Linked DNA regions of Homo sapiens: region 2 is linked to region 1. Evidence: chromatin loops called from intact Hi-C (ENCODE). Cell type or tissue: heart right ventricle. All regions are shown on one strand.

Region 1 (2,500 bases):
TGTAATCCCAGCACTTCGAGAGGCCGAGGCAGGAGCGTTGCTTGAAGCCAGAAGTTTGAGACCAGCCTGGGAAATAGTGAGACTCCGTCTCTACGAAAAAAATTTTAAAAATTAGCCAGGCATCAGGTGTGGTGGCACACACCTGTAGTCCCTGCTACCCAAGAGGCAAAGGTGGGAGGATCGCTCGAGGCCAGGAGTTTGAGGCTGCTGCGAGCTGTGATCGCACCACTTGCACTCAGCCTCAGTGACAGACGGAGAGCCCTTGACTCAAAACAAACAAGCAAACAAGCGAAAACACTGATGAGGAAGAGATGATGCAATTCAGTAAATCAGACACCTAGATAGAAAGCTGCTGAATCAGGGACTGAGGCTTTTACCCCAGATAGGGAAAGAAATAAACACAAACAAAACCACAAACGACACAAAACTGAGAAGACTGAGTTATCACTCATTCTTTGTGTCATAAAGCTGACCATTGCAGGATGATGTAAGTCCTTCAGAACACACAAACATGTCCACCTGCAGCACTTTGGCAGCACGTGACAATATCCTACTGATCAAAAAAATGGCCAAAATAGTCTTTAAACAAATAGCTTGGTAGTAGGTACTTGAGGGATTTAATTGACCTCCAACCTTTAAGGGAGGTAGCTCAGGTGTGTGTGTCTGGAGCACCGGAGCCATAGGCCAGGGAAAGGGGCTGGCCCCATCCTCTGGGCCTGTCAGGTTCAAATTCCCCCAGCATCAGGGCCAAGATTGCTGAGCGAACACTCCCAAACACACAAACACCAGTGTCTTAAGGGATAGGCCCATTACAATTTGCTCATTGAATTAAGCATGTCAAAAGAGACTCTTCTGCTAAAATTGATTTATCAGAAATAGAACTGTTTCTGTGAAAGTCCTCTCTGCAGTAAGGGTTTGACAATCCACAATTAACATTTTACGGATGACCCACAAAAATAATTCAGCTACAGGTTCTTTCCCAGGAGCCTAGAGGATGTAGCGACTCTATTTCTAAAAGTCCTACCTAGTGGCTTCACAGAAACTTTTTGATTTTCTGGCTAAAGAGACTCAGAGCCTGTCAGTGTTAGAGAATGCCTCCTTAGCCTACAGGGGAAAATATGATCTCCAAATAGAATCCTAATCGCATTTTTTCCTGGTGGTTAATGGTGTTTCAGAGCTTGGTAGGCATGCCACCTAGTGTTCTCCTTCAAGAGGCCTGGCCACATTCAAAGAGAAATGAAGGACACCCACACATCCGGGGGCACTGACAATGGCTTTGGGCCTGTGCTGCGGAGTGAGTTGGAGGCACGCAGCTGCAGCTTGATCTATGGCTCTTTATTTATTTTTTTAATCTGGCAGCTGCCACTGGATTCAAATGTCCCAGTGCAAAGCACTCTCTTTAATTTGTTTTCTTTATTAAATGTACAGACAAACTTCTGCCGTCTTTGTTGTATTCTTGGTGTAGTTGGAAGGCACAAAGAGAACGTGCTTTGCTTTTATTTTTTTTTTCGCTTAATTATATCAAAGTCCTTTTAAATGATAGGCATTAGTAATTGTTGTTTTTCTTTTTTTGACACACACCTGGTGGAAGCACTATGTTATTTTGATAGAATATTTTTAAATGAGAAAAATAAGTTATAGTTATACCAGTGCCTTTTAGCAATGAAATAGCTTTCAAATTAAATTTTATGTGACAAATAATGCAATGCACTCTCATTATATAACACTTAACCAATATAAAAAAGGTGAGGTAGAAACCGCTGATACAAGCATTGCTAACCATTTTAGTGAAAATCCTTTCTGATATCTCTGGCATGCATTCACACTCACACATAGAAATAAGTTTTTTCTTTTTTCTTCTGAATTTGTTTCTCTTAATCATTTATAGCCATTCTCTCAAAGGTAATTTTTATAGTTCTATTTTTAAAAATTTTTTATGACTGCATAATATTCTATGCTCTGCTGCAATGGCTTTGATTTAAACATTTGCCTATTGATTTGTTACTGATATTTCTAGATTTTGGTGTGAGTGCCTGTGCATGTGTGTGTGTGACTATATACAGCAATCCAGTGAATAGGGGTATACATATTTATATGCATTTATTTATTTTTTTGTGTGTGAGTAAAATATATGTCCTTATACTTATTTCCTTAATTTCAGGCTGTAATAATTCACACTTTTGCTTTCATTTTATGAAAGGACTCCTTTTCCCAAAAAAAAAAAAAAGGAATTTCATTGTGTTCAGAGTCTGATTAGCCAAAACAAAATATTCTTGTAACTTAAATTTTGTTTCATCTGTTTATTGAGCATTTCTCTCTGCTCCCATACATTAGGTAGGGTTTTCAAATCACAGTGTAAGCCGTATTTATGGCAGATAGTAACCTTTTCTCTACTGTGGGAGTCGCATGTATATTGTTCTAGTCTATCAGTTTCCACTGTCTGCTGTTTTTTATTTATGGTATCATCATATACAAATATTTTCATGTAGTCACCTGTCGA
Region 2 (2,500 bases), 550 kb before region 1:
CTTTTACTCTGAGTGAGGCAGGGAGCCACCTGAGGGGTTGAGGTGACGAATGCCATGATTCGGCCTTCTCAAGTTTTAAAGGGAGCTTCTGGGCTCCACAATTAGAGAGGATGGCTTAAAAAAATTCAAAATAGAGACAAATAACAATTATAATAAGAAAGTAGGAGAATATGAGATAAGAAGAAAGGGTAGAATTGCTTTCCTTCATTCATCAAATATTTATTGAATACACTGTTAGGTTCTGGTTAAGATTAAAAAGTGACTTAGATGTGGATACTGCCCTCACGGAGAATTTACATAAGGAGATAAAACATGAGCAGAAATGACCATAATACAAAGTAGAACACAATGAATAAAGGATAACTTTCTATGTGGGTGACAGGAAGGGAGAATTAAAGAAGTCTTCTTAAAGCAGTTGGCATTTTGCTGGCCACAAAAATATAAGCTTCTTGACAGCATGTGTTCTGTCTTTTGCTGACTGCTAAATTCCTAGCATTTAAAACAGTGCTTTGCACATAGTCTGTGATCAATAGATATGTGTTACCTGATGATAGAATGAATTTGTATATGCAGATATGTAGGGAGAAGGGTGTTCGAGCAAAGGGAACAACATAAACAGAAACACAAAAATAAAGAATATGAGTTTATTTCCTTGGTTCAGATTGACTGAAGCAAATGAGAACAGTGGGAGATGAAATTTTAGAACACAGAATGGGATTAGATCACACAAGACCTTGCTGGCCCTGGGGAAGTATCTTGACTTTTTTTCTATAAGAATTGGGAAGCTCCAAAAGCTCTGAATAGTGATAGGAGCAGAACATTGTACCAGAAAGATTAGTGTAATTGTACTGATAATTGATTGAGGGAGTCAACCAATTGATAGGTGGATGATATTGTACAAGCCTAGACAAAAGGTGATGAGGGCACCCATTAGTTCATCGCCACTTGGTCCCTTCATCATTAGTACTTCTCTGCCAGAGACATCTGTTTATTTGTATTGTAATTATTTTACTTGTCTCTCTCCTTTTCTTCACTAATAATGTAGCACATTTAGCACTGGAGCTAGACACTTCTAATTATCCCCCAATATTCCTTGGCTACAGTAATAAAACATTGTGAGTTTGAGCCGGACACAGAGCTACCAGTTAAAGACTACATGTCCCAGCCTCTCTTGCAACTAGCTGTGGCCATAAGACTAGGTTTTGGCAATGGATTTGAGCAGGAGTGAGGATTGCTGTTTCTGGGACATGCCCTCATAGTGAAGCTGTTTGCTCTTCATTTCTTCCTGCCTCATTCTTGCAGATTGCTCCATACCCATTTTTCTCTCCTCCACCTGAAGTAGGTGTTGGAGATGATGCCCTTTTGGAACTACATAGCTTCCTTCATCCTTTTCCTGAGGAGACAGGTACGTGGGCTTGGGAGTTGCTTCATGGGTCAAGCTTTCATAGGCTTTTGCAAAAAGGGAAAATGTAGGTGTATTTATTACTAGGTTCTGGCCAGTTGGATGAGAATGAAAGTGGGGTGCTGTGTCTGGGTCATGCACATAATGGGAAGCTCTCTGCTTCCACTTTCCTCCTTCTTGAGGGCAGGTATTTGACCCTGGTGGTCTCGAGCCCCCCTTGTCTCAGGTGTCATTTTACAGGATGCAAAGAACAAACATGCTCCTATGCCCCTGCACCTGCCTCATGGGGAATGCTGCCCAACCTCCTGGGATTGCCTACAAAATTGAACTTCTATTATGAGAGAAACAACTTCCATCTTAATTAAGCTATTGTTATTTGGTCAGTGTTACAGAAGCCAAATTAATATTTTAATATATAATTTATAAATATTGATGATTACCACTACGTGTTAAATGAGCACATGATTGGTAAATATAAAACACACTATACATGTAAAGTATAGGTTGAACTATCCCTTATCTGAAATGCTTGGGACCAGAAGTGTTTTGGATTTGTTTTTGTTTTTTGTTCAAATTTGGAATACAGTCATCCCTCAGTCTCCATGAGGAATTGTTTCCAGGACCTCCTGCAGATACCAAAATCTTCAGATGCTCAAGTCCCTGATATAACATGGCGTAGTATTTGTATGTAACCTACACATTTCTACCTATATACTTTAAATCATGTCTATATTACTTATAATATCTAAAACAATATAAATGCTCCATAAATAGTTGCTATGCTCTATTGTTTAGGGAATAATGACTCAAAAAAAAAAGTCTGTACATGTTCAATACAGATAAAATTTTTATCCCAAACATTTCAATCCAAGGTTAGTTGAATCCATGGAGGCAGAATCTGTACAAAGAGCTGACTATATCTGTATTATATACTGATGGTCACGCCAGTTCTGAAAATCTGAAATCCAAAATGCTCAAAAGAGTTTTCTTTGAGTGTAATGTCAACACTCAAAAAGTTTTGTATTTTGGACCACTTCAGGTTTCAGACTTTTGGAATAGGAATACTCAACCTTTAATATTAAAAAAATTATTTATTCC

Evidence for each region. A loop is a pair of places that touch in the nucleus more often than their neighbours do. Peaks named below come from ENCODE experiments on the same cell type or tissue, not always from the same donor. Only the 100,000 strongest peaks of a DNase experiment are listed, where the experiment ranks them.
Region 2: a loop joins it to region 1, with 4 times the contacts of the local background. A loop is called at or near these places in 17 of 110 quality-filtered maps.

What each region holds. Positions count from the first base shown.
Region 1 is chr6:162,176,657-162,179,156 of GRCh38, reverse strand. All of the region lies in intron 4 of PRKN (parkin RBR E3 ubiquitin protein ligase), which reads left to right. Among named protein-coding and RNA genes, the nearest start is that of LNCR-SMAL, 57 kb to the left of the region's middle. In heart right ventricle, a CTCF peak has its summit at 1,197 (motif pointing left); a DNase peak (open chromatin) is centred at 1,229; H3K27ac peaks cover 1,526 bases.
Region 2 is chr6:162,731,115-162,733,614 of GRCh38, reverse strand. All of the region lies in intron 1 of PACRG (parkin coregulated), which reads right to left. Among named protein-coding and RNA genes, the nearest start is that of PACRG, 4.4 kb to the right of the region's middle. In heart right ventricle, no CTCF peak of the experiment used is centred here; no DNase peak of the experiment used is centred here.